2 separate regions of the Mus musculus genome follow, and region 2 is linked to region 1. The links are chromatin loops, found by intact Hi-C in ENCODE. Cell type or tissue: heart. All regions are shown on one strand. Each heading gives the region's core, and the rest is flanking DNA. Links, peaks and the distances in the headings are about the cores only.

Region 1 (15,229 bases), core at 4,544-12,543:
TCAGTTTGTCTATATAGCATTACTACAAGAGAGTAAATCTTCATTGATTTGCAGACAATCTGCCCATTAGGGTGGGCTAATGTCCAGGAATTATTAGACTAATTTTTAATGACTGAAAAGGCATATCAGCAATAAAATTTAATTCTGAGATGTGATTTCTAAAGGCCCTGCAATATAGAATTTACTCATTGCAGCTATGCTAAAATGGTGGGCCATCTCCAGGAAAGTTACCTGCATGCCTTTAGTTATTCAGTCTCTAATTTAACAACCTCTCCTCTTACCAGTCCCTTACAACCCGGTTCTCCCTGATCACATATATCACTCTACTAACTAGCTCGTGGTCACCAAGATCTCCCTCAATGAAGTTGTTAGTAATCAACATCTTCCCACGAGGAGCCTCTGCTGTCCAATCATCCTCACAGCATTGCTTTGCTGACCAACATCTCTCTTTACCAAGCCCCTGATAAAGTTTCTCAGCCCAGTTCTAGGTAACCAATACATCCACACCCAGTTCCTGGCAACCAGCATCTCCCTTGGCCTTGTCCCTGGTAACTAACATCCCTAACCATTTAGTTCCTGGGCAGTAACATCTTAAAAACTGAGTTAATAAAAATCCCTGTCTACAATATATCCCCAGTAAGCAACCGATTGAAGCACATAGTCACCTGCAACTGTGATTTTCTTTTTCCTAGCCCTTTATACCACACAACTTAAACACTTATTCTGGCTTACATCTCTAGGCATTTATTCCATCACAGTCAGAATCTAGAGAAGACTAGACATGGAGGGAGGGGAAGGCATACTAGTAGAAGCAGTAGGCTTTATATCTCTGCTGTCACTCCTACTTGAAAGGCTGAGCAAACAGCAAGTGGGGCTGGGCTATAAAACCTCAAGGTCAAGCCCCCAAGGACTCACTTCCTTTAGAGACCCACCACTTCCTGGACGATCTAAAACCTCTGCAAACTGTGCCATCCATTGTTCAAATACTAAGACAAAGACAAGTCCACATGCTCCAAACTCCCTACAAGAAATGAAACCTTCTAACCATGCATATTTTAATGTGTAAGTTACAGTTGATAAAAATATATTTGTGCAGCTAATATGTTAGGAACTGGCAACAAAGGTTTTTTGTTTTTCAATGTACTGAGATCAGTTTCTTCAGAGCCATCAGAGTCTCTGACAAGTTGTTAAGATCAGCACCCACACTTCTGGCATATGCTGTCAATTTACAGCCTTGGGCTGGGTGGAGTGAAGAGAAGTTTCCATAATTGTCTCACATGGATGCTGAGACATTCACAATCAGAGTGAAAATAAAAGGATTTGTCGTGGTGACAACCAAAAAGAAAACTACAATATCATCTCCAAATTGTAATCACCATCACCTATAATTGTATGTGTTCAGCAACAAATTCTTCCTACTTGTAGAAACTGTACGCTGGTAGTATTATGAACCCTTTTGCTGGTGGTGTTTCTTATCTATTTTTTTTCTGACTTTTCTGTCTCTGTTTGTCTCTCTGTCTCTGTGTGTGGCATATGTTGCATGTCTCTATACATATGTGTACATGCTTGTAAGCACACATGTTGCATGTGTGTGTAGGACAAAGGTTGGTCAGGCATCTATCTTGATTATTCTCCATCTTATCCTGTTGTTTTTATTTTTTGAGTATTTTTGTTCTTTATTGGATTGGAAACTATCAATATAATAGCAGTAATTATGACCTCAAGATGTTCTGATCAGACACAACATTTTTTTTACCATAAATTATTACAAAAGCCTTTACAAACAAACAAACAAATAGACAGACAAGAAAGCAAGCTAAAACATTTCATTTCTGTTCATTGTACAGCTTTTGTGATGTGATGGGCTGTAAAATTAAGCTGTAATTCATATAAGTCATATAAGGTGACTGCTAAGCTAGTGAATGTCCTTGCTGTCAATTCCTTCCTTCATTTAATTCATGTTGATTGAACTGTTCCATGAGCACTTCTTCATATGTCACACAGCTAATTGACCACACTGTTATTGTGCTCCTGGATTCTCCTTGTTTTCCTTAAGATTCCCTCAAACTTCTGCTTATCCATAAGACTAAGTTCAAGGTGGCTCTACCTCTTCAGAGTTTTTCCTAGTGATCACAGACAACACAGAACTCAAAGAAGTACTTTGCCTTCTACTTTGATGTGTGGAGTAGTCCCACATTTGGTGCAGATGTCTTTAAGAATTGCCAGTCATGGCAGTGATTGATTCTATGATTTGGACATTCTTTGCATTTATACTTCTCTTTTTGAGTATGACCTTAACTCCTTGATATTTTCATTGTTGAACCTTACCTGCTAGGATTACCCTACCTTATTATTTGATACAGGACCTATGACTGAACCCAGAGCTCATCTGTTTGACTATATTGGCTGGCCAATAAGCTTTAGAGATCTATATTTCCCTCCTTTCTTCCTCTCAACACTGGGCCTATTAGTGGACATGGCCATGCCTGTGTTAGCATGTCCTGGAGTGCTGTGGGTCCAAGTTAAAATTTTTCTTTTGGAAGAGATGCCTTGGTCATGATGTCTCTTCACATTAAAATGATCAAGAATACTGGCTTTGTGAAGTTTGCAGATAAAGAAGACACATAGTTCACCAAGTACAAATTAAATTATTTTAAAAATATTGACTATATATTCCTCTCATTATCTATAGCTATTTGTATTCTATGAAATATTTTATCTCATATTTGGATCATTTAAGGGAGGATTTTTAATGCTTTTAATTTTAACGTGCCCCCTCCTTCGATTTTATAGCCATAAATTCAAGTGAGGTGGCTAGCTCCAATTATTTGGAATATATATTTAGTATATATATTTATAATTATTATTTGTGGATACTGACTTAACTCCTGGAGGTCGAAAGGGTGGTTGTTTTAGTTAGGATTTTACTGCTGTGAACAGACATCATGACCAAGGCAACTCATAAAGACAACATTTAATTGGGGCTGGTTTACAGGTTCAGAAGTTCATCCCTTTATCATCAAGACATGAGCGTGGCAGCACCAATGCAGGCATGGTACAGGAGGAACAGAGAGTTCAACATCTTGTTCAGAAGGCAAACAGAAGACTGGCATCCTTAGGCTGCTAGAAGGAAGCTCTCAAAACCCACACCTACAGTGATATACTTCCTCCAACAAGGCCACACCTACTCCAACATGGCCATACCTCCAAATAGTGCCACTCCCTGGACCAAGCATATTCAAACTACCACAGTACTACTTCATAAATTTATCAGGGTAAACTGGGTCTGTAAGTATACATACCTGTAATAAAACCTTACCAGGGAAGTCAGAACCAAAATTTATTGGACAGAGCAAATCCAGGAAAGGGTGTAACTCATTTGGACTCCATGGAGTGGTGGACTCCTAGCACTGTGGTGGTGATGGCCACTACCAACCCAGTGTGCATGTCAAGGGCCTATGGGAAAGACCTATGCACTGTTCTTTTTGCACTCACTCTGTAACTTATATGTAGACACACACACACACACACACACACACACACACACTCATATTCACACACATGCATACACATGCACACACATAATCACATACACTTGCACATGCACACACATAGTATGCAATGTATAATTTGCAATGCTGAGAGTTAATATCTAATTAATATTTAAGATTAGAACAGAAGGACCTATGTTAGACGCAGCCACCATCACCAAGAGAGTGGGGCCATGTGGCAAATAGTTGCCTTGCTATAACCATTCCTTATGACTTTATGTTGTTCAATACACTCTGACTGGGAAAGATACAAATGTGTTTACCTATGTTTCTGACATAAGCACATTAAAGACACTTCAATTTCCTCCAAAATGCTACAAACAAGTGTTCAAGCCCACAAGTCTGTGGGGGACATTTTCTATCCATTATGTAATGTGCTGTGCTTTGGCTCTATTAAGGAAGGTGGTGATTTTAACTTCTGGTTTCTAGGATTTACTCAGTGATAAATGGTCCCTGAGCTAGTATCATAAAGAAAGCCATCTGAGGATGACCAAGTTGGTGCTTCATCACTGATTTTTTTCAATGTAAGTAGACTATGGTCCAGCCAATGTCAAGAGATGGTACAACTTCCATGTTGCTCAAAAGAATGTTTGTGTGGAACTTGTTTCCTATTGGAGGAAGCTGAAGAACCAAACCAAACAAAACCAAAACAACAACAACACAATACTTCTGGCAGTTGTGAAGATAACAGCATGTTTTGGTAAATAGTGGTTGGGATGTAAGTGTCAGGAAGGAACATGCATTAGATGATAGAAAGGGGTGTGTATATAGATGAGACCAAAAGGTAGGCAGTGGCAAACCTAAAGCCAACTCGTCCTGGTGCAGTCAAGAGCACTGTCCAGAAAAGGTAGAGTCTCTGGGGACAAAAAATGATGGTGCTTGCTCCACTCAGCAGCAGCGCAAGCTTGGATTTCAAACCCAGATGTGTTTTCTGATGGGAGTTGAAGGTGTGTTTTACCTGTGATCCCACCACCAACATGAAGGGAAACCTCAAGAGAAGGGAGAAGAAATCTGTTCATTAGGACAACGTATCCATGAACGTGAGACTACAAAATCTGGAAAACCTGTGGAAAGCTATGGTTGGTTCAAGCAATTTGCTATCCCTGTGTGACAATAGGATGATGCTATTGATGTGAAAAGGATTGAACTTTAAATTAAAATTTAAAGTCTTGAAAAGACTAGGGACACAAGGGACATACCTCATCATAATAAAGGTAGTTTACAATGAGCCCACACTTGACATCATTCTAAACTGGGAGATGCTGAAAGCATTTCCACTAAAATAAAACAAGACAAGTGTGTCCACTCTCCATGCTTATTCAATATTGTACTTGCAGTCTCAGCTAGAGCAATAAGACAACTGGAGGAGATCAAGGGAGTACTAATAGGAAAGGAAAAGTCAAAATACCTTTATTTTCTTCAGATGATATGATTTTTTTAAACTAAAAGACCCCAAAAGCTCCCCAGGAAACTTGTACAGATGATAATACTTTCCACAGCATAACAAGATATAGAACTAATACACAAAAATTAGTAATCTTCTTATAGATAAATGACAGAGAGAGAATTCAGGGGAACATTGCCTTTCACAATAATCTCAAAAATATGTTGGGGTAACCATAACTAAGCAAGTGAAAGACTTGTATAATACAAAACTTCAAAGTATTGAAAAAATTGAAGAAAACATTGGAGATGGAAAGGTTTTTCATGCTTATAGATTGGTAGGATTAATGTTATGAAAAAGGCCATCCTTACAAAAGCAATCTACAGATTCATTGCAATCTCCATGAGAATGCCAACATCATTCTTTGCAGAAATAAAACAAATTTAACTTTATATGGAAACAACTCTGAATAATAAAAGTATTGCAGAAGGTATCAATGTCCCTAATCTCAAATTGAATCACAGAGCTATAGTAATAAAAAAATCATTGTATTGGCATAACAAGCTAGACACATTGATTAATGAAATAGGATTGAAGACTCAGAAATCATTCTACACACCTATGGGCACTGATTTTACAAGGAGGTAAAAATAGACGAGGGAGAAATGATTCGATCTCTTACTGTATCTACTACGATGCAAAGAACTCAACTCCAGATGAATCAAGGACCTCAGCAGAAGACCAGACACAGTGAATCTGATAGAAGGGAAAGTGTGGGATGGACTTGAACCCATTGGCACAAAAGAAGACTTTCTGAACAGGGCACTGATAGCACAGGCGCTAAGACCATCAATTAATAAATGGTATCTCATGAAACAAACATTTTTATGTAGCACAATAGAAGCCTATAGAATTGGAAAAACCTTCACAAATTATATATCTGACAGTGAGTTAGTATCTATAATATACAAGGAAATAAAAATAATTAATAAAACAAATAACCCAAATTAAATTTGGGATATAGAACTAAATAGAGAATTCTAAAAGATGAGACATATAGCCTGTTTTTCTATCTAGAAGACTGGGAGTTTGAGGCAATTAACAGCCTGATGAACTGTGTTATCTGTGGGGCCAGGCTATGTCAAACTCTCACAACCAGGACCAGAAGTGGCTAGCAGTCTAAATGACCCTTACATATTGATATGCCCAGGGGTTCCCCCAAGCTCCCAGAACCAGAATCAGAGATGGCTATAGCCCAAATGACCTCTATGTTGTCTGTATGGCTGAGACCACACCAAATTCTTCCTCAGGCCCTTAAGCTAACACAGGTAGCCTATCCCTAGAACCCACCTTCTTGAAAGAAATGACATGACTTTGAGTTGAATTTTGATGTAATTATGCCTCCTTGGCCAATGGGAATTGTATTATACCAGTATAATTTTTCTAAATTATACAGTGTTTAAATATGCTGCAATAAAATACCTGGTATCAGACTGCCTGGTTTGATCCAGCCTGGCTGACTAACTCAAGCTAAACTGAGTTTTCATTCTCACCTCTTTGTAGATTGTTTCCCAGCCTATCATGACCCTTTCAGGGGAATCCCTCCCACACTCACTAGTGTTCATGGTGCTGAAAGGTAGTTTGCTGAAGGAGAAAAGTAGTCATCAGTATTACCCAGAACAGGGACCCACAACAGTGACCCACAACAGTGACCCACAACAGTGACCCACAAAAGTGACCCACAACAGTGACCTACAACAGTGACCCACAACAGTGACCCACAACTATAACCCACAACAGTGACTCACATCAGGCACCCACAGCAGAGACCCACAACGGAGTCCCACAACAGTGACCCACAAGAGTGACCCACAAAAGTAGGGGAATTCCAGGGAGGGGTGTGTGTCCTTTTACCTTGACTGGTTAGCTCTGTCTCCAGGGTCTGACTGATTCTACTATTGGTCAGGCTCTGGAGACTTCCCAGAGGGTTGCTTACTCACTTTAGCTACTTGTTCATACTTTAGGCCAGGTGACAAGGTGTCCTCGGATTGGCTGCCTGTGCCCGTGATTGGCTGACCACAGGTTCCTGGATCTGGATTCTCATTTCTGGAAAACAGAAACTTAGACCTAGTCTCCCAAACTGCCAGTTTGCAGCCTGTCATGGAGTCAGCCTGGCTCTGGCTAACTCAGTCCTGTCCCTGCAACGGTGCCCTGCCTGCAAGATATATTGGTGCAGTAGTTGCACAAATGTTTTGATAATAACCAACCACTTTTTCATTTGATTTAAGATCCACTCCATAAGATGGAACCCAGACCTAACACTGCTGAAGTGGCCAAGGACCTGAGACTAGATAGGTCATGGGCCCTGGGGAAAAACTTAATGTTATTATTCTGCTAAAGAAAATAGCAATAAAGTGACTCCTAATGACCTATTACTATATCCATAGATCAGAGCACTGTTCAACCCTCACCAAAGAGGCTTCTTCTTGCAACAGATGATAATTAAAACAGAGGCCCACAACTAGATAATGTGCAAAGAGAGAGACTCTCTGGAACACTTGGTCTCAAATGAGATGTCTTTACCAAACTCCTTCCTTCGAGGATTAGGGACTGACGTGGAAGAGTGGCTGGAGAGATTGTAAGATCCAGAGGTGGTGGATGAGTCCACAGAGACAGTGTCTCCCAGACACACAGGACTGACACAGATATGAATGCTGCTGACTATGGCAGTATGCGCAAGACCTGCACCAATTCTAGACACTCTCCCAGCACAGGGAAGCCTAAATAGGCACAAAGTCCCAGTCCCTACCCAAGGAGTTATCTGAAGTTGATACCTACTGGGAGAGAGAAAGTCAGTTTCTCCAGTGGAGTGTCACTATGGAGAGCAAGCACACTCCAGGGCAGGCCTGTGTTGGAGTAGTTGGCCAACACAAAATGAGCTCTGTTTTTTAACATGTGCCTTTTATTTTTGTTATTTCTTTCTAATTTTTAAAAAGTTTTGTTTAATTTTGAGAGAAGAGAGAATGTGAAGTTGGGAGGTTGGGAGTCCTGGAGATTCTGTGAGGAGTAGAGGGGTGTGTGTGAAAGAATATATTATCAAAATATTATATGAGATATTTAAGATGAAAATGAAAAGAGAAAAGGAAATAAGAAAAACACTAAATTTTAACCTAAAATTTTGAATTATGATTAAATAAGAACATTTCCCAAGCTGAGAGGGAGTTTCCCATTAGCTATGGCACACATCCCTCCCCTCCTCCTCTTGGCTCAGCAGACACTGTTATTGGACCTCAGTAGCTCCAGCAGGTTTCTGATGCCATTGTCTGAAGGTCTTTATTTTGCCATTATGACAGGGGCAGCAAGAACAGACGGTTTTGTAATACATGGTTGAGACCGCAAAATGAATAACTTTCCTAAGTCTCAGATGAGTCTTGGGAGCCTACAAGACATTCCCATGGCTGAAAGTTGGCTTGGGCGTATCTGAGTTTAGAAGCTGAATCTACTATATAGCCAGAGTTATTATATAACTCTAACTAAAATTTCTAAAAATTTCAGAAATATGATAAATAAAATCTTGGGTACATTTATTATTTTATACATTGTTAAACCTTTGGGGAAAGACGTATAAAAGTTTTCATTAAAAAAAAAAAACCTTAAAATTAACTAGTTTCTCATTTTTACCACACGATGGCAGTGTAAGCCCAGTAATATAATCATAGTGTCTTAATGAAAAAAAAAAGGAGGATTTCATTGATTTATGTACAAGACAAATTCATAGCTCTCTCAGTGTGGGCAACAGTAAGCTATACCTACATACATGTATGTGTGTGTGTGTGAGAGAGAGAGACAGACTTTTTTCTTAGAACAGCTCTCTCCCTGGGACTTGGAAATTAAAGACAGAATTTCAGAAATATTAAAGAAAATATATTAATCTGGAATGTAATAACTTCTAATTTATGTCATGTAGAAAATAAATTATCTTTTGCATTACCGTAGCTATCTAGCTGAAGAGTTATTTTTGATTAGCAGACGGAATCTATGCAGTTGACTCCAGTGTCTGTGAGTCTACCTTTGCTGCTTACTGGTTTTGAGATAGGAAACACAATTGAGATTCAGAAAATGATTAAGAAAACAATTAGTTTGTGGTGGCTATCTTACCCCTTCTTACTAACAAAGGAGCTAATTTATGAGTAGTCCATGCTCTCACTTCTCTTTAATTGCTGCAGCTACTGTGGGCACACTGCTGCAAAATATGCAACCACGCATGAAAGACTTGCTTTAAATCAGGGTTACGCTTGCTGTGTGTCACACACACACACACACACACACACACACACACACACACACACACACACCCCTTTAATCCAGCACTTAGAAGACAGAGGCAAGCGCATCTCTGTTTAAGGCCAGCCAGGGCTACATAGTAGGAAACGAGGTTTTGCATGGATTGCTGAGATCTTGGGGGTTATCTCTGTTAGCAGATGCTTTACTCATTTATATAGAGAATCCTAAAGATACTACCAAAAAATTAGAATAACTAATAAATCCATTTAAGTCACAAGATACAAAATCAGCATATATAAACAACAGCCTTCTACGTGACGATAGTTAGGTGCCTGAGAGAGATGTTGAGAAAGTAACTAATTTGTAATATGTCCAAAAAAATTAGAAATATATTTAATTGAGGCTTTAAAGATCTCTATAATGAAAACAAGACATTTATGAAGAAAAGAAACATCTTGTGTTATGGATTGGATGAATTAAAATAATTAAAATATCCATATTATCAAAAAGCGCTCCATATTTGATGCAATCTCTATCAAAATTTTATTGAATAGAAAAAATATTGATGAACTCATTTTGAACCATAAAGGACCCTGAATGGCCAAAAACACTTTTGAGAAAAAACAAAACTGACTTCATACTACTTGATCTTAAAATATACTACAGAGCTATAATAGCCAACAACGTGTGGCATTGTACGATAAAAACAGTCACAGGTTGATAGAATGTAATCCATGCACTTAAAGACACGTGGATTTCAGTAAAGGTGCTAATAAAACACATCTGGCTAAGAAAACTCTCTTTATTAAGTGATGCTGGGGAAACTCTGTGTCTGCATTCAGAAGAATTCCTGATCATTCAACAAACTTATCTCAAAATAGATTTAGATAGATGCAAAATATGAAACAATAAAGCTACTAGAAGAAAATGTAGCAGAAACGCTCTGTAACCTTCTTTGGTCCAGTGAGGATTTTCTTTGTGTTTGAGACAAGGCTTCTTTACCTGACCCAGGCTGGCCTCAGTCTCAGGATCCTTCTGTCTCAGCCTCTCCAGTGATGTAATTACAAGAATGAATCAACAAGACTGACTTCCAGAAATGCTATTTTGGAGAAGAATATAAAAGACAGGCAACAATAAGAGAACAGACGTTTTAAACATAAACTAAAAGGTTTTGCAGCACAAAGGAAGAAATCTCTGGTGAAGAGACCACCTGAAGAACAAGACACCATTCCTAAACTGTGCAGGAAGATCACACCTGCTATGTGTAAAAATAATAAACTTAAAACATGAGTAAAAGAAGCGAGCAAAGTATTCTCAAGAAAGAACTATAAATGGCTACAGGTATAATTCTATGTCACTAATTACCAAAGAAATGGAAAGTAAGATCACTATGAGATGTCATTTCATTCCAGTTACACAATTATTAAGGAAAAACAATCAAACAAAAAGCCCACCACTAGCACCAAAACCCAACCTGCCTCCCCAAGCAAAAGGCAAACCAAGTCAAAATAAGAACAATCCCAATAAAAGACAAAATGTAAATGCTGGGATGGTGGGACTCCTCTTCGTCTGTCTGTTGTTAGAGGTGTAAATTAGTACAACCATTCTGGAAAATGCTGTGGAAATTAAAAGTAGCAGAGCCAAGAGATTCAGAAATGGGTACACTTTAACTCCTGGGAGTGTACCCAAAGGAATAAAATCAGCGTGTGAAAGAGGCACGTGTGTCTGCATCCCAGTAGTGTTCACATTAGCAAAGAGAGGGAAACACGGAGGTGTACATCAACAGAGGAATGGATACAGAAAAATTGTGTCTGTCTTGTCAGTCTGTCTCTAAGTCCCACCTCCATGTACTCTCTCTCTCTCTCTCTCTCACACACACACAGTACCTTTCAACCAAGATAAGAATGAAATCCCTTCATTTGTAGAGACATATATGGGCCTACTTATACATTGTCTAATGCTAATCAAAAGACCGGCAGATTCTCCACTATCCCAAACCATTTTCATTTCTTGTTATGAAAACATTATATGGTTGGGGATGTAGTTCAGTGGTACTGTACTTGCTTCACATGTACGAGGCCCTATGTTCAATCCTCAGTATCACAAAACAAAAAGGAAAAGGAAGGGAGGGAAGGAGGAAGGGAGGGAAAAGAGAGAGAAGGAGGAAAGAAAATGAAGGCAAGCAAGAAAGGAAATGTCAAAATCCTCTCTCCCAAGTATTTAAACCTTGCAGTGCAAACCTATCATCCCCTCTCGTACCAGAACCCCAGAAGTATTTCTCCTTTTCGGTTGTGACTTTGTATTGCTAACCAGCTTTTAATGTCCCCTTTCTTCCAACCCTACCCAGCCTCTGGTAAAAACTTCACAACTCTCTAAGGACTCTGTATTCTTAGATATGCATCCAAGATCATAGGGCATTTGTTTTATCATGTCACTAGTGAAAGTTGGCCTCAAGCTGGTGCAATCCAGAGAGAGGCCCTGCACCTCACAGGGACAACACACTGATGGCCCAGTGCAGGTGAATCACCTTGAGCATGGGAAAGCTGGCCCCACAGCTTGTCTGCTGTGTGGCAGTGTGAACAAGGGAGAGATGCCCTCTGTAATCCTTGCCCCTTGCCACCTATGGCAGTCCAGAGAGCTGGCCCTGGGGTCATGAGAGCCGGAGAGTTGTCCGTGCTTGTCACCTGCTCCGGCACTGGAAGCAGGCTCTGAACTTCACCTGGGCAGCACAGTAAAGCTGGTCCTGGGTATGGGGGTTGCAGATGAGTCAGCCTCGAAAGCATGAACATGCAGGAGAACTGGCCATGCCTCTGTCTGCTGGGTGGTGGCACAGATGAGGGAGAGATGCCCTCCCCCCGCCCATTCCTCACCATCTATGGTTGGTGGGAGGGCTGGCCAGGGATTACAAGAGTGGGGGTGCTGGCTATGTCTCTCACCAGCTGCAACACTCAGGAGAGTGGGCCCTACACCTCTCTCTGGATAGCAAGGTAGAGCTGGCCCTAATTGTGGGGGTTGCTGGTGAGCCAACCCAAGTGTGTGAGAAGGGGAGAGGCAGTGGGGTGACTCCTCTCAGGCCCAGATCTAGGGCTTTGAATTGGCCCATCCCAACATCTACCCCATGGATGAATTGCTGGAGTGCATGAAGGGGCTGGTCCTACAGATCCAAAACTACAGGATCTCCATGACACAGGGCAACAACAAGGTATTCGAGAGGAGTCCCAGTGAGGTTTCAGTACTGATGGAGTAGCAGATGTTGGAGGCCTGGTACCAAACCAACATGTCTTTGCAATGAATATTTATGAGCAAAAATGTGTGGACAAAAGGGTGTACTGTGGGTCATACTGTGACACACTACAGCTTCCAAGATGAGATTTTTTTTTCGCTGTTAGGGGTGAGGTTGCAAGGGTGGAGGGCAATTATGAGCTGAGAAGGGATGAGTGGGATTGGGCACATGGTGTGGAATTCACAAAGAACCAATAGGGAGTATTTTAAAAAGTAAGACACGGGTATGGGTTTCACGATGGCATCGTTATACACATGTGCCGTTATCCTTGCTATGAACTGTTCCCTTGCCCCACTGACTTTCCTCACCCCTGGTCCCTGTATTTTCAGTCTCCATTTCCTTTCCTATGTAGTCTGTCCTCTACTTTCACAACACGGGCTTTCCATTCCCCACCCCCTTAAGACCTTTTCTTGCCCTTTCATAGTCTTCTTTCTACTTTTATGTCACACATGCATGGACATTGACACACATGTACACACAAACACATGAACACACACACATATGCACACATGCCCATGCATGCACTTAAATACATACAAGCATGCACATACATGCACATAAACACACACACACACACACACACACACACACACACACACACATGCACACACATATTTAAATCCAGTTCTAAAGTGACAAAGCAAAGCAAAATGATATCACTGGTCTTAATCAAGCAAGGATGTTCTTTGATACTCTGGAACATTCTGGACACCTTGATTCTCAGGCCTCGAGAATGGCACTGAATACACAGGTTGGCTGACCCATCTAATCATTTTTGAGACCGTGATCAAAGATCAGAGACAGGCACCAGAATGAGGCAGGGTCATGCATGATGTGTCATTGTGTTAGTTTCCAGAGTCACCACTGCTGATCTGGAGGGTCCAAGTCCAAGACTGAGGCATTAGCTTTCTCTGTAGGTACCAGGGTAACCTGCTGCAGAGTCTTCTCTTGCTGCCTAGGATTCCTTGGTGTATATTAGCAAGAGTTCAGCCTTCACATAGTATCCTCCTGTGTGTGTGTGTGTGTGTGTGTACTGCCAGTTGTGACCTATCTGTGTTCATTCCCAGAGGTGAGTTCAGTCTTGCACCTTCTCTATATGGAGAGTAGAGAAATGTCTCACTTCTGCCCTCTCCCAAGCCTCCTCAGTGACGAGATTCTCTTTAACACCCATCCGATCCCTCCCCTCCCTTCCATGAGACCAGAGTCTCACAAATGTGTCCCCTTCCTAAGCTTCTGACCTCCCCCTTCCTTTTATAGTTCATTTTTAAATTATGGGCTGAGAAGCCTCTGTTCCTAGCGTTCCTCTGTCACACACAGTCAGCCTCGACATCTGTGGGCTCCACCTGTGAGGATGCCTCCAAACCACTGGACAGGTAAGGCTGTTAGGTTGCCAGTCTCTGGACAATAAACCATTACAAGTACTTACACAACGCTCATTCTCCTGGTCAGGTTTGTTGTTTGCCAATTTGACACAAGCAAATTGATTGATGAGGGAGAGCCCAGTTTGCTGTGGGTGGTACCACTCCTGTGAAGGTGGTCCTGGGTGGTATAAGAAAACAGGTTACTGTGTCTGGAGATAGTGGCTAAGTGGTTAAGAGCATTGGGTGCTCTTCCAGAGGGCTTGGGTTTGACTCCCAGTACCCACATGGCAGCTCACAACCATCTATAACCACAGCCCTGGGGCTCTGATGTCTTCTTTCACCATCCGTGAGCACTCTGCATACACATGGACATATCTGCAGGCAAAAACCCATACACACAGAGTAAAACAGCAAGCAAGCCATTGGGAGCAAGCCAGTAAGCAGTGCTTCTCCATGGCCTCTGCTTCATTCCTGCCTCCAGGTTCCTGCCTTGAGTTCCTGTCCTGACTGCCCTTCACGATACACTACAACTATAAGCTGAGTCACACCCTTTTCTCCTTCAGACACTTTCGGTCATGGCGTTTTAGCATAGAGTACTTGCTATCATAGGGTATTAGCTATCACAAATAGCACAGAGGACATAGATGAAAGACAGAGAATCCAGAGATAGAAAACAGGGAAGGAACATCTTGGAAGTAGCCAAGGCATCTTCAAAGCTTACTGACCGCTGACTTACCAAAGAACAGAGGGGGGGGGGGGGAGGGCGGTCTCCTGAAATGAGGAATTTTAATATAATTGATGTAACAAAGGGCACAAACTCTCTCAGTAGAAGAACAAGTACTTCCTCCTATTGGTGTACTTGTGAAGGTCATCTACCTAATAATGGCTAAAGAGAATCTGTTTCTCCTCCAGAAATTAGAGACGGTGCGTAAAAAGAATAATGATGGAGGAAGACATCTTGACATTGATCTCCTTTCCACACAGGTGCACATCTTCATGTGTGTAGATACAAATGATAGCCACAAATGATATTTTTAAGCTTCCACAGGCTTAAAAATATTTTATTTGGAATGAGTTAATAGATCACAAGTGTTTATTTATTTGTAATTAAAATAAATTTAAAGACCCTGACCTGGCTAAATATAGACTTGCTGTTAATTAAAATTAGCTTGAAGTCAAGGTGTTCTGCATTGTATGATTGACATTCGAGGCAGAAAAGTCTGAGAAACCCAACTTTCCTCTTGTGCAGTGAATCCTTTGCTAAGAAGATAAACCTGAAATACCTAATAAAAAATGGAAAAGAAAAAAAAAAGCTGGAAGGAGAAGTCAGGGTGGCGATGAGACTGTTTCTGTCCTGAGTCAGTGA
Region 2 (15,229 bases), core at 1,060-9,059, 1.2 Mb after region 1:
TCTTGGGTTGTGGGAAATATGGCACTATAAAGTAGCTTGCAATAAAATAAATAGGAAATAATGTTATGTGGAGATGGACATGTGTATGTATACAGGTGGACATACATGTGTGTGTGGAAGCCCCTGCTCCTGTAAATACCCCCATGTTTCTGAAGTGATCCCAATAAACCCATGAGCTCACCAAGCTAGACTTGGGTGATATTGCTACTTTGGTCTCTCATCCATTCTTTTTTTTTTTTTTTCAGATTTATTTTATGTGTACAAGTGTCTTACCTACACATATGTATGTATATCGTGTGTGTACCTGTGGATGGTGAGACACCATGTGGTGCTAGGAACCAAACCAAGGTTCTTTGCAAGAATAGCAAGTGCTTTAAGTTTTTGAGCTATCTCTCCAGTACCCTGTCGTTTATCTGGTGAGACATTTGTCCATGTGTCCCTGGAAACAGTGTGAAACAGCAAAATCATAAAACATTACGAGATTTTGGGGGGCTTGTTGTATGGGTCTTAGGTTGTTTTGAGACAGGGTCTCACTATGTTACTCTGCCTGGCCTACACCTTGTTATGTAGTCCAGGATCTCCATTGAGTTCACAGAGATCCACCTGCCTCTGTCTCCCAAGTGCTGGGACTAAAGACATGACAGTAAAGTATCTCAATACCAAAAGGTTGGTCACACCTGCAAGACCGAAGGACTACAGTAGAGACCCCTCAAGACATGTCAGATAATTTTCAACAAGACTGCCCAGAATATTAAACAGCTACTCCAAACACATCAATGCGCTGAATGGAGGAAGCCACAAAGCTCCATGGTACTGGGACTGTTTCTGGTTTCCTAGCTACAATGCTCAAATCACAAGAAAAGACAGTGGAAGCAAGACAAAGAGTATGCAAAGGGAGCTTCCTCGGAGTTAGAGCGCAGCTCAACAGACACTAGCAAGAAAGAGAAACCGTAATTCTTGGATTAGAGGAAACAGTTACAAATCAGAGAGCGCAGCTCAATAGACACTAGCAAGAAAGAGAAACCGTAATTCTTGAATTAGAGGAAACAGTTACAAATCATAGAGCCCAGGAGGACTGCCATCTAGAAAATATACTTCCTACAACTTAGCAACAGCTGTTTAAAGCAGGCTTGCTGGCTTATACCTGTAACCCCAGAACCCGGGAGGCAGAAGCAGGAAGACCACCAGTTAGAGAGCAGCAAGAACTTCTCATGCACACACAGGCAAAATGGAAAAGACGTGAACAGATGACTCTTTGAAGTTGTATAAGTGGAACCATGCACCTGAGAAGGCATGGTGGCACCCTGGTAGACATCCCTGTCCTGCAGCTCTCACGCCACCAAAACCAGTGCTACGTGGAAGACTCTGAAGTTGTGCACCTGGCTTGAGATGCAGCTTTGGTCCCTCTCTGGACCACAGCTTTTGTGTGCTGACCATGAGGAAACACTTCCCAGACCACACCTCAGAGGTGCTGGTCTCTTACTAATCACAGTCCCAGCTAATTAGAAACCCCAGATTCTTCATTCAAAATAGCACAAAGATGGCTCCAAAAAGTCTCTGCTTCCCTCTGGAACTCCCCAAACCAGACCTCTGTTGTCTGCACTGCCCCCATATTCCTGTCTTCCAAGCTCCTGTGACAGCTCATTGAACTCTGAGCACAGAATTGTTTTCTATCTCAAAACCCCAAATATCTTCCACAGTCCTTCCAAAAACACCATGGTCAGATCTGTGAGAACAGTACTCCATGATCCTGTGCCAACCTCTCTTCTAGTTTGTTTCCTGTGCTGTGACAAACAACTGTAAGACCCCCAAAGCTGGGCCTCCGCTCAAGTCCCGGGATGAGCTAGCTGGCCAGCACCCCAATGACTCGAAAGAGAACCACACCTAATGCAAACTGCAAGAGGTTTTATTATCAGCTAGCTGAGGATGAAGTCCCTCCACCGTGCAGGACAGGGGAGTTCGACCCTGAGTGGTAACAGTAGGGAGCTTTTAACAGCTAGCTGAGGAATTGGGAGGAGTTGGGAGGAGAGTTGGCTACATCTCTTTTCTGGCAAGGGGGGAGGGGGAGGGGAGTGAGCTGCAGCCTCCTCTCTGTCTATCTCTATGTCCTTGTAGGTCTTCCTACAATTATCACATCTCTGGCTGTAAGGCACAGAAACAAAAAGGTTTTTTGCTATAGAGAACAAAGAGCTTCTTTCTGGCTGCATTTTTAGAGATCAGGGAAAACAAGCTTGGGGCTTTACCTTCCAGGGAGAAACGCTCTAAGCTGAGGTCTCACACAACATGACTGAAATCAACTTGGAGGAGAAAGGGTTGAATTCAGCTTATGTGTCCTGTAGATCACAGTCCATCATGAAGGTAGCTTCAAAAGGCTTCATTGTATCCTAATAGCACCAAGATGATGACCAAACCCTTAAACATGTGGGTGTTTGGGGGACATTTACGATCCCGTGGACAGGAACCAGTGAGACAAGTTAGCAGGTAAAAGCATTTGCTTTTGATGCCATGGGTTTGCTCTCTGGAACCCACATACAGGACAGGATATGGTGGCTCATCTCTAATGCCAGCCATTCCCCCCATGAGACAGGAGGCAAAGACAGGACTTCACTCTTGTAACATAGTGAGAGACAAATCTCACCCCAAGTGAAGGAGAGAACTGACTCCTACATATGTGTTTTGTTTGTTTGTTTGTTTGTTTTCCCCCCAGACAGGTCTCACTAAGTAGTTCTGGCTGTCCTGGAACTCAGTATTCCAACTAGGCTAGCTTCAATTTCACAGAGATCCACCTGCCGCTGCCTCCCAGGTGCTGGGATTAAAGGCTAATACCACACATTTATCTATTATTATTATTATTATTATTATTATTATTATTATTATTATTATATGTAAGTACACTGTAGCTGTCTTCAGACACTCCAGAAGAGGGAGTCAGATCTCGTTACGGATGGTTGTGAGCCACCATGTGGTTGCTGGGATTTGAACTCTGGATCTTCGGAAGAACAGTCGGGTGCTCTTACCCACTGAGCCATCTCACCAGCCCCCACATTTATCTTTTAAGATAAAACTCTAATACAGAGCTGAAGAGATGGCTCAGCAGTTAAGAGCACTGACTGTTCTTCCAGAGGTCCTAAGTTCAATTCCCAGCAACCACATGGTGGCTCACAACCATCTGTGATGAGAACCAATGCCCTCTTCAGGTGTGTCTGAAGACAGCAACAGTGTACCCATAAAATGAAATAAATAAATCTTAAAAAAAAAAAAAAGCAACACTTCGAATAAGTATACCATAGGATAAAATGCATCTAATACCTCACTACAAAATGGATACTGAAGAGAAAATGAAATAGCTAAGAATGCTTTTAAAACTAATACAAATCAATTGCAATGATAATAATAATAACCTGCCAGGCAGTGGTGGCACATGCCTTTAATCCCAGCACTTGGGAGGCGGAAGCAGGGGAATTTCTGAGTTTGAGTCCAGCCTGGTCTACAAAGTGAGTTCCAGGACAGCCAGGGCTACACAGAGAAACCCTGTCTCAAAAAAAAAAAAAAAAAAAAAAAAAAAAAAAAAACAAATAATAATAATAATAAAATAACATGTAACCAGGAGTTCAGGCACAATTCTATTGGAAGTGTTCCCCAGATAAATTAACATTTCTGAAACACTCTTGGGGGACTGACCTTTAGAATATGTAACAACTTGGTAGAAAAACAAGCAAAGAGGCTGGGCACAGTCAGAGGCTTCTATAACTCCAGCTATGTGGGAAGCTGGGGGGAAGATACACTTGTGTTCAAGGGTTTGAGGCACACCTGGGCAAAAGTGAGATTCTATGTGGGAAAGGAAAAGGGAGGGGAGAAACAAGGAGAAGCAGAGGGAATGGTGGGGGGGGATAGAAACGGGAGGAGCAAAAGGAGGGGGAGGAGCAGAAGGAGGGGAGGAGCAGAAGGAGGGGAAAGAGCAGAAGGAGAGGGAGGAGCAGAAGGAGGGGAGGAGCAGAAGGAGGGGAGGAGCAGAAGGAGGGGGAGGAGCAGAAGGAGGGGAGGAGCAGAAGGAGGGGAGGAGCAGAAGAAGGGGGAGGAGCAGAAGGAGGGGGAGGAGCAGAAGGAGGGGAAGGAGCAGAAGGAGGGGAGGAGCAGAAGGAGGGGAGGAGTAGAAGGAGGGGGAGGAGCAGAAAGAGGGGGAGGAGCAGAAGGAGGGGAGGAGCAGAAGGAGGGGGAGGAGCAGAAGGAGGGGAGGAGCAGAAGGAGGGGGAGGGACAGAAAGAGGGGAAGGAGCAGAAGGAGGGGAGGAGCAGAAGGAGGGGAGGAGCAGAAGGAGGGGGAGGAGCAGAAGGAGGGGGAGGAGCAGAAGGAGGGGAGGAGCAGAAGGAGGGGGAGGGACAGAAAGAGGGGAAGGAGCAGAAGGAGGGGAGGAGCAGAAGGAGGGGAGGAGCAGAAGGAGGGAGAAGAGGGAAGAAGCAGCTGATGACTGCATTCACCTTGAGAGGGGAGAGAGCACAAAGATTGGCCTGAGTCCCCAAGAAAGCTCTGAGCAGTATACAAATTAAGACAAGACACCAACCCATACTTACCAGATTGGCAAAAAGTAGGATGTGATCTAGGAGTGTTAGCATGGACTCAGGAAACAAGATCCCTGTGTCTGCTGGCTACACACTGACAATCTTAAGGAAACTTAGAGCAAGCCTGCCTCCTGGCCAAATGTCCCCAGAGAAACATGCTAACGGTCAGAGGGTGGCTCCAAGGGCTTCCTGTCAGGACTGCCTGCACCAGTGTCCACCACTAAAGAAATAAATTGTGCCAAGGAAGATGGCACTGAGTTAGAACTGAACAGCAGGAATATAAGTCCATGTAGTAAGCTGAAGACGCAGGGGGTGAGACCTAGACCGACCACAGTTTATGTAAATCAGCAACTAGAGCTACTGACGTGGCCCAGCAGATAAAGGTGCTTGCCACCAAGCCTGACCATCTGAGTTCAAGCCCTGGAACCCACCTGGTGGGAGGATAGAATACGGTCCTACAAGTTGTCCTCTGACTGCCACATACATGTGCACTATGGATCTCTTTGAGTTCAAGGCCATCCTGGCCTACATAGAGAGCTCCAAGACAGCCAGGGCTACATAAAGAAACCCTGTCTCCAATAAATAAAACTTCAAGAGCCTATGAGATAGTTCAGTGACTAAAGGCACTTGCTGTCAAGGCTGATGACCTGATTTCAGTCCTCGGGACCCACATATTGGAAAGAAAGAACTTGACTCCCAAAAGTTGCCTTGTAATCTCCACATGGCCCTCGCACCCATAAATAAGTAAAAATAAATACATAAATAAAATCTTAATTTAAATTACTTTTTAATGTAGGCACATTAAGAATCATCATAAGAAAGAATACATGTTCTCAAAATGTGGAGTTCAAATTGACAGTACAACCTCAGCCGGGCGTTGGTGGCGCACGCCTTTAATTCCAGCACTCTGGCGGATTTCTGAGTTCGAGGCCAGCCTGGTCTGCAGAGTGGGTTCCAGGACAGCCAGGGCTATACAGAGAAACCCTGTCTCGAAAAAAAAAGAGAGAGAGCGTGACACAGTACAACCTCGTCAGCACCGTAGGATAATTGAGACAAAAAGAGAAAAGTGATCGCAGTCTCAGTGCGGACGCTTTCAAAGAAATAGAATTCAACACGAAAGTCCCACAAGATGGCGCCCTTGCATCCCAAAACCATGCCCAGGCACCCGCACGGAAGAAGGTAGGAGCAAGGCAAGGACTGTCTCAAAGGCCAGTCTGAAAGAAAACACTGCAGGCAGCATGAACTGCCACGCCCTGGTGAGTATTCAGAAGACTGCGCCTGCTGCCCGCTGGTTGGCGACGGGCTGTATTTGAAGAGGAAGGAAATGAAGCCCGGGGCAGTTCCTTCCGAGTCTTCACCACCAGAGCTTTTCTGATGGCGGTGTGCCTTTGTTTTGGTGGAATCGATCCTCCTTCCACGAGAGTGAAGTGAGAGATGACGTTTTTTTGCTTACAGCATTCGGGTTTGCAGAGGATTTGTGAGAAGTATTTGATGGTGAGAAAAACACTAATTCTAAGGCCCAGAAAAAGACAAACTATGACTATTTTCTCCTCAAATATATTGAGTCATAATTTTATCAACTATCATTACAGCATCATTTCAGAGACTAAAATCTGGAAATCACATAAATATCCAGCACCATGAAGAGGGATAAGTAGATTATATGATTGAATTCTTGGCGACCACTTCAAGTGTGAGAGGGTATGCTGGGCTAGTCTTCTGTTAACTTGACACAAGCTTGAGTCACCTGAAAGAAGGGAGCCGCAATTGAGAAAATGCCTCCTTAAGATCCAGCTTTAAGGGTGTTTTGTCAATTAATGATCATGGAGGAGTATCAGGCCCATGTGTGTGGTGCTGTCCCTGGGCAGGTGATCCTGGGTTCTATAAGAAAGCAGACTGAGAAGTCAGTAAGCAGAACCCTCCATGGCCTCTGCATCAGCTCCTGCCTCCAGGTTCCTGCCCTGTCTGAGTTCCAAACCTGACATCCTTTGGTGACGAACAGCAGTGTGGAAGTATAAGCTGAATAAACCCTTTCCTCCCCAGCTTGCTTTTGGTCATGGTGTTTCATTGCAGCAATAGAAACCCTAATTAAGACAGTGTATAAATTAAGTTGCAGGATCCTGCAGATGGAAAAGGGATTGTCTCACTGTTCCAGCCTCCTTTTTCCATACACACTGGGCTCTATGATGCTAGGCAGCGACCTGGGGATGCTGGTTGCCTTTACCTGCTGGCTGGCAGCATCCTGACCTCTGCCCACAGTGAGCAGTACAAGGGAGGCTTCAAGCCTGGGGTTGGAAAACAAGCCCTGTGATATCTCCAGTCTCGGCCTGCATCCCTGCATCATCCCTGCAGTACCAGTCTCTGGCTGCTTTTTTTTTTTTTTTTTTTTTTTTTTTTTTTTTTTGGCAAGCCTAGAACCAACTCCATTGTTTGTGCTCTCCGAAGCCCCACTAGCCTTTTCCTCTGGGCATCCTTTCCTAATCGCGTAGGACTGACTGTTCCTTCAAGCCTCTAGACTACAATAACTCCAACCTCTTGCCTTTATGCTCAGGCCGTGAACATGATAGTTGCTTCCAGCAGGGATTTCTCTGTGTTACTCCAGTGCTCTCTCTGGTTAAAATTCCCTAATACCTATTTCAAACACTTCTTTTTCTTTAATCAAATTTTCTGTTATGCTTTTTAAATTAATTTATTTATTGTATGTGCACCGGTGTTTTGCCTGCGTGTGCGTCTGTGTTGGATTCTGGAGTTACAGACAGCTGTGAGCTGCAGTATGGGTGCTGAAAATTGAACCCAGGTCCTCTGGAAGAACAGCCAGTGCCCTTAACCAATGAGCCCTCTCTCCAGCTCTGCTGTTACAATACTTAATGTGGAGTATGATAAAATGACCCTGAGCCAGGAAATAAAAATAGATGCCTATCTAGAGGGAGGACTGTCTTAGTTACTCTTCTATTTCTGTGATAAGACACCATCACCAAGGCAAATTGCAAAGAGAAACGCTTATTTGGGGCTTAAACTGCCATAGGGTTAGAGCTTATGACCACCGTGGTGTGAAGCACGGCAGCAGGCAGGCAGGCATGGCATTGGAACAGTAGCTGAGAGCTCTCATCTTGAGACACAACCATGAAGAAGGGAGAAAGAAAACATTCAGAATGGGCTAGCTTTTGAACCTCAAAGCCAGACCCTAGCAACACACTTAGTTTAATAAGACCATGCCCCCTAGTCATTTCCAAATAGTTCCAGGAGCATTTGAGGACCATTCTCATTCAAACCGCCACCCAGAGAACAAAGGCCACAGTTCATTTCCTTCCTCTTCCTTCACCCAACAGCAGCTGCTTCTGAGCACTTGTAAACATTCACCAGGGTGTGGCAAGTCTAAAGACTTGGTGCTGTGAATTCTGTGTGAAAGAATTTTTTATTTTGTTTTTGTTCGTTTGTTGAGAGGGTCTGTGTAGCCCTAACTGTCCTAGAACACACTCTTGTAGACCAGGCTTTGAACTCTCGGGTCTGCCTGCCTCTTGTCTTCTGAGTACTGGGATTAAATGTGCATGCCACCATGCCCAGCTACTTATTTCATACCAAGCCTACCCATATATACATGTATTATGCATAAAATTTCACTTAATCCCCATAACAAATGCTATGAAAATGGCACTCGTTATATAGTAGCAGAACCTAGTCTGAGGATAATAGACAAAATCTACAACATCCATTGTTAATGAAAGATGAAATGGAGACTTGAACCCAAATATCTGATTCTACAATCTGTATTTTCCCTACTAAACCCTTAAAGACCTTGTTATGGTCTGGATGCCATTTGACATCCCCAAAAATGCATGATTGAAGCTTGGCCCCCAGTGGAGTGATGTTTAAAGGTGGTTGTGGGGCATTGGACTATGCACAGACAACCTGGTTTCCGGTCAAGGCTAGATGTTGAACCCCTGGACCCGGTGGTGATAATTCACCTACATGAGATGGAAGGAGTTCTCTCATGTCTCCTAGAACCCTGCCTCCTGTCCAAGTTACTGCCCCTTCAGCCCCCACAAGAGAAGCATGGTTAGTAGTCACGTAGACAATGTCCCAAGCTTCTGACCTTCAGGCTAGACTCCTCCCCAGTTACTAGCAACAGAAAAGATAACAGCATACTATAAGAGGGCCTGCTTGGCCTCACCTCACTCTCTTACTCCTCTTATATTTATACTCTTCTTACTTTCTCCTTTCCTCTCCTTTCTCTTCTCTCTCACTCTCTTCCTCTCTCTCCTTCTTACTTTCTAGCCTTTCTTCTTTCTCTCTCCTTTCCCCTTTCTCCTCTTGGCCATGGCCGGTCTCTCTCTCTCTTACCTTTTCTCTTTCTCCCTGCCTTTCTACAATAAAGCTCTAAAACCACAGACTGTCTCTGTTCATCAAGGCCCGCTGTGCAGACTCTCGCCTGTATGGGAACCTCTCCCTCTATGCCCTCTTTCCCATAACTCCAGGGCTACAGGGTGTTGCCCCCAGGGAACCCAGTCAGGGAATGCCCCTTGTCCACCCCCCATCAAGAGGGGTCAGTGGTTTAGATGACCACCCGGGACCGAGTGGAAAGCATCTGACAGCCCTCCCACGTCTGCCTGCCCAGAGCATAGGAGGAATTCTGGCAGGACATGGGCTATCCTCCCTTGTCCTCCCTCCCCTGCCCCCTTTAGTTCCCACAGGTGGTAGGATTTGGAAGAACTGGGACTAACTGGAGAAAGCTAGGTCACTGAGTTGAGGTGGGGTGCTGGGGCCTTCAGAAAGGACTAAAATACTCTCGTGGCTCCTTGATGGAGTCCTTATGAAGGTGAATAGTTAGAAGACAGTGTGTCTAGAGTTTAAATCACTCTCTCCCTTTCATATGCATTCCTTCCATGATGCCCTCTGCAATGATGTAGCTAGAACTATCCCTGGGCTCCCCAGTTTCCAAGACTGAAGCCTCCAGCTTCTTATGCCTCATCAGTACGCCAACTGAAAACCTGAACACAGAGTTCAAAGTCAATTTAACCTTAACTGTGTTCTGGGGATGGGAATGAAGCTTAATGGTAGAGTACTTGCTTTGCATGTTCAAGGCCTTGGGTTCCACTACCAGCACCACAAGCAACAGCAAACCCCACCACTTTCTCTGGCATAGTTCAATCTCTAGTCACAAATGTCTCTTCTATTTGAAAATGTAGAGTAAGCATAACAGCATTCTAATAACACAATGGAGGGCACTGGTTCTAGCTTCATTTCTGTTGCTGTGATAAAATGACCTGGAAAAAAAAACAACAACTCAGGGGAGGAAGAGTTTATATATGCGCACAATTCCATGTTCCAGACCATGTCAGGGAAGTCACCGGTTCACATCACATCCACAGTCAAAGGTAAAGAGAGATGAGTGCATGCATGCTGCTGCTTGATTGATTGTGTTTAGCTCCACTTCTCCCCTCTTACTCAGTCAGGGCCCCATGCCTAGGAAATGGTGCTGCCCATAGTGAGCTGGGTCTTCCCACATAAATTAAGGTCTTCATAGGCATGCTCACAAGCCAGTCCCATCTAGCAGTTACTCAGAGACTATCGTTTATATATCAAGATGATAATTAAATCTAACCATCGTATGCAAGACCTCGATGATTGAAATCATAAGATTAAAATTTTTCATAAGGAAAGCATGGACCTCCTTAATTCCATATCACTTATAAATGTACATGCATTATTCAATCAATGACTATCGTATGGTATCTTTTATGTGCCTGACATTGTGCTAGGCTCACAGCGGTAAACAAATCAGGTGTAATTCCTTCTTCAGAATCTTATGATCTAAGGAGGAAACTATTTTTAACTGAGTCATTACATACAACAGAGTATGTATCCCACCTAAGTGTCCCCCAAAGGGAGTTAGCATAGACAAGAATATAGAGCTACTTGGGCGTTTCAATAGCCTCTTCTGCCACCTCTTGAAACACTCCCCACCTGCACCTCTGTGTCCATGGCAACAGGTCCACTCTGCTTTGCTTTTAGAAACTTGTCGATCTGAATGACCTTACAGAAATGTCAAGCCACAGAGATGGTGAATCTCTATGTTCCCTAAGGGCCTGATCCTTTCTGATCATGGAACTCTTAAGCCTTTTGTGTGAACTGTGACATCAATATATGTTTCCTATGACAGAAATTGAGTCCAGACTTTGTTTATAGCTTACAGGCCATCAATAACTCATTCCTGGACTGATCAATGAACAAGTGACCACAAGCTATCTGTTTAGATTTCCAGAAAATCAGACACAATAACTCACTGTACTAGAGATGTGTAGCCAATTCTCCCTGAACTGAAACATTCTCTCCTGGAAAGAAGAAAGTAAACATTCAACTTAGAGACTCCGAAACCTTAGCAAGTTACAATGTGAGATTCACAGAGACCTCTGCATGGTTCTAGAAGCAGTGATAAATGCTAGGGAGACAAAGCTTTCTAGTTTCTGCCTCAGAGTTGTTCAGGGAGCTCCAGGGACATGGTTGCCTGAGTCACCACCAGCTCTCTTCAGCATTCTGGTGATCATAGCTGTCTTTAAGTCACCAGTCACCAGCACTACTGCAAGAAACCTCTCTCCCATGCTTCCAAGAGCAATGTGGGGGCTAGACTTGGGAGGAATCATTTCTTTGGTTTATCATCATTGCCCTATCTTGAGTGGATAGATTTCCTCCCTCCCCCAATACACACATTTCCCCAGGAAAAGTCACAAGCAGAAATAAATGTAGCAATTGAAGGTGGGAATCTACCAACTTCAGGAGGCAGCCCAGAGATAGCTGGAGTGGTGGAAACAGATCTTTAGAGGACTGTAGAGAAAAAGGTCAAGAGAGAGAAAGAGAGAGAGAAAGAGAGAGAAGAAGAGAAGAGAAGAGAAGAGAAGAGAAGAGAAGAGAAGAGAAGAGAAGAGAAGAGTGTGAGTAGCAGAGGAGAGAGAGTGTCCACTGTGTCAGCAGTGCCTGCATAATAGAGGCACCTGGTGTTCATAGCCTGGGCACTATGTAGAACACTACCTATTTGTAGCTGCACTTCTGCATGTATGGTGAGCTTGTCTACTCTGTGCATGGTTTTGTTGATATATACACAAGCTTCCTGCTTGTATTGACAATTCTAGCAAACGTGCAGAAGATGGGGTTCCCCTTGGCCTTAAAGGGGTACTGCGTGTTGTTACAGTTTTGTCAGAATCCTGGTACAATTTCTTGATTGATAATTGAAAATGAGAGGATCCAGCACATTGTGGGTGGTACTACACACCTAGGCAGGTGGTCCTGATGCTATAAGAAATCAGGCTGAGCAAGTCATGGGGAACAAGCTAGTAAGCAGCACTCCTCCATGATCTATCTCTGCATCAGTTCCTGCCTCCAGGTTCCTGCTCTGAGTCTCTGCCCTGACTTCTCTAGTTTATGCACTACTATACTTTGGAATTATAAGCAAAATAAATCCTTTCCTCACTTTGGTGGTTTGGATAAAAATGGCCCCCATAAGTCTATAGGGAGTGGTGTTATCAAGAAGTAGGCCTTGTTGGAATAGGTGTGACTTTGCTGGGATGTGTCACTAAGTGGTAGGCTTTGAGGTCTCAAACACTCAAGCCACGTGCAGTGTAACAGTTCTCTTCCTGCTGCCTTCGGATCTGGAGAACTGTCAGCTCCTTCTCTTGCACAATATCTGCCTGCGTGCTGCCATGCTTTCTGACATGATGATAATGGACTGAACTTCTGAACTGTAAAGCCAACCCCAATGAAATGTTTTCCTTTTTAAGAGTTACCATGATCATGGTGTCTCTTCACAGCAATAAAATCCAAACTAAGACCCTCCACTGGTTGCATTTGGTCAGTGGTGTTTATCACAGCAATAGAACCCTAACTCAAACAAACATGGAGATGACACCTTGTTTAAGAAAAAAGCAAAAATTACTGAAAGTCTTGTGCAGCTCACAATCATACTCCAAGATGCCTGTAATGCAACATGTTGCCTACTTGATTTCCTTCCCTATAATCCACAACTCCAAGTTCTAAAGAGATGGTTTCATGCTTAAGAGCCTTACTGTTCTTGTAGACAACCCAAGGTTCAGTTCTCTGTTGCAGGATATTTGATCACATTGTGAACCATAAGATTAGGAACTTGGAAAACCTTGTTGTGCCGTGTCTCAGCCCTAACTCCTTTTATCCAAGCCCTAACACCTTTCTGTTTACTGTAAACAAGTAGTTGTGGTGCGTCTCAGCCTGAGCACACACCTTTAACCCCAAGAGCTCTCTGTAAACAGGAGCTAAATAAAGTCAACCCTAGGTCACCAGGTGGAGCGAGCAACCAGCTGACAGGGAGTGAACTAAGGAGACTGAAAGGAGAGTTGTTGAGGTGAAGGGTATTTAAGACATGGAGGAGTTTTCTTCCTTCTGGGACATCAGTGAAGTAGGAAGGTCAGTCAGCTGGTTGCTTTCTCTGCCTCTCTGAGCTACCAAGCTTTCACCACAGTGTTCTGAGTCTTCATTTGGTAAATTGAAGTTTGAGATTGTATTTTTTTAAAACAACAGTTCCCAATACCCACATTAGTCACTTCACAACTACTTGTAACTCCAGTTCCAAGGGGACCCCACACTCTCTGGCTTCTGTGAGCACCTACACTCTCCCAGTGCACATAAAAATTCACATGGACACACATATACATGTACCAATAAAACAAAACAAATCTTTAAAAAGGGAAAAAAATCCACACTGTCATTGTATTCGTGAGAAATCATCATCAAATGAACCTCAATTAAGGACCCTTCTACAAAATACCTGAACAGCACTTTTCTTTTTGTTTGTTTTGGACTGGGGGTGGTGTCAAGGGGGTACAGGGTCTCACTTTAGAGTCCTTCCTGTCTGGCCTGGAGCTTTACACGTACACCGGGCTGACTTTGAATTCACAGTTTAATCTGCCTCTGCCTTCATGAGTATCGACTTCTTTCTTTCCATTCAGGACTTGTCCTCATCTCAGCTCATTCCTTTCCTGAATGGCTCTCTCTCTCTCTCTCTCTCTCTCTCTCTCTCTCTCTCCCTCTCTCTCCCTCTTAAATAAAAGTGTTGGCATTTGAGTCACTTTCTAACTCTTTACAGTAAATAGACGGGGGCCTGCAAGAGGTGCCTGGGGAAGGGGCACCTGCCTTGAAAGGCAAGTGATTTGAATTCAATCCTTGTAACACACTTAAAGGTTGAAGGAGAAAACTGACTCCACATAAACAGTAATAGTAAATTAAATCTAGCAAATGGGCCAAAATAAATGCTATACATATTTTATGGTGCTGAGTATGCATATATGTTTATGTATATGTATATATGTACATATACCCACAAAAAACGATTGTTGAATCAAGCTACTACACCTGTTTTCACCTCAAGTACTAGTTTTATACATAGAGCATTTGGGGCTTACCTTTAACAATTTGTAACATGCAAAATATTGTCTTATCATCATGCTGTGTCATCAAGAACTAAAATGTATACGTCCTCTCTCTCTCTCTCTCTCACTCTCTCTCTCATAAACACCATTCCTCTCTCTGATCCTGTGAATGTGATTGTTCTGAATCCACACACAAGTGAGAATACTGCCTTGTCTTTCTGGTCCTCTTGGCCAGTACTTTTCCAAAGTGTTTATCATGCAAAACAAAGAAAGACTGAGAAACCACATCCAGACTTGGGCTGACTAAAAGGGCCCAAGGCCTACATACACGTGAGAAGTCCTGGAACAGAAAATGGACCTTGGGAACTGTGACATCCCAGTGAAGTGCATGGCTTAGGTTATGCTGTGGGACATGCTAATTTTTGAGTGTGGATAAATATTTGGCAGTTATGTAAGCTGACATTTGGGGAAGCTGGGGGAAGCTTCTACAGAAATTCTCTGTAATATTTTCCAACTAATCTGTAAAAGTAAGATGGTTTCAGAAGTTTAAAAAAAATTTAAGGGGGGGGGATAAAAAACCTTCAGAAGCTAAAACTGTCTACTGAAGCATGTTTTCATCCACTGTATAAAAATTCACCATCACAGATGATATAGATGCTACGGGGCGAACCAACTCAGCCCTGGATCTGGGCCTGGGGGTGGGGGGTGAATGCAGGGGCCACTCTCCCAAGTGCTGCAGTCTTTGAGGGACAGGACCAGCTCCCACACCCTGTTGCTGACTTTGTAGTTAGGCCACCCTTGCTCCCTCCAAAACACAGAGTCGTTGGACCTCTTTGCTCCTCTTCCTGTTGGATAACCATGTGGATAAATCTCATGTCTCTGCTTCTCACTGCCTGGTTAGTTGAGGATGGCCCAACCTAGCTTGTTAGGGCCCATGACAGGTCCAGGTTCTGACCCGTCATCGTCAGCACATAGGTCATGAGCACTCCCCCACAGCCAGTCCTGGACAACCGGGAAGGAGCGAGAAGAGTCTCACCTGAGCTCGTGGATGCTAAGCTTCAGAAACGGAAGCTGTGGAGTGAGCCCCAGAGCACCCAGAGGGATGAAGAGCCATTAGATGTGGCTTTGCAACAAGCCATTAAAATCAATCAAGTTGCCAGTCCTGGTGGCATAGGCCTCCTATCCAAGCCATGCTGGAAGCTTGAGGCAGGAGGATCGCAAGTTCAAGGCCTGCCTGGCTACAGAATGAATTTGAGGCCAGCCTGAGGAATTTTGTGA

Evidence for each region. Peaks named below come from ENCODE experiments on the same cell type or tissue, not always from the same donor. Only the 100,000 strongest peaks of a DNase experiment are listed, where the experiment ranks them.
Region 2: it touches region 1 in a loop (2.8-fold over the local background); 2 of 42 quality-filtered maps call a loop at or near these places.

Annotation. Positions count from the first base shown.
Region 1 is chr14:59,107,926-59,123,154 of GRCm38, reverse strand. No RefSeq gene overlaps it. Among named protein-coding and RNA genes, the nearest start is that of 1700129C05Rik, 27 kb to the left of the region's middle. In heart, for the core only: a CTCF peak has its summit at 8,623 (motif pointing right); no DNase peak of the experiment used is centred there.
Region 2 is chr14:57,901,239-57,916,467 of GRCm38, reverse strand. It overlaps Micu2 (mitochondrial calcium uptake 2), which reads left to right. Exons shown (of 12, transcript NM_028643.3): 12 at 1-188. Among named protein-coding and RNA genes, the nearest start is that of Zdhhc20, 19 kb to the right of the region's middle. In heart, for the core only: a CTCF peak has its summit at 5,694 (motif pointing right); DNase peaks (open chromatin) are centred at 5,777 and 7,867; H3K4me3 peaks cover 655 bases; H3K27ac peaks cover 566 bases.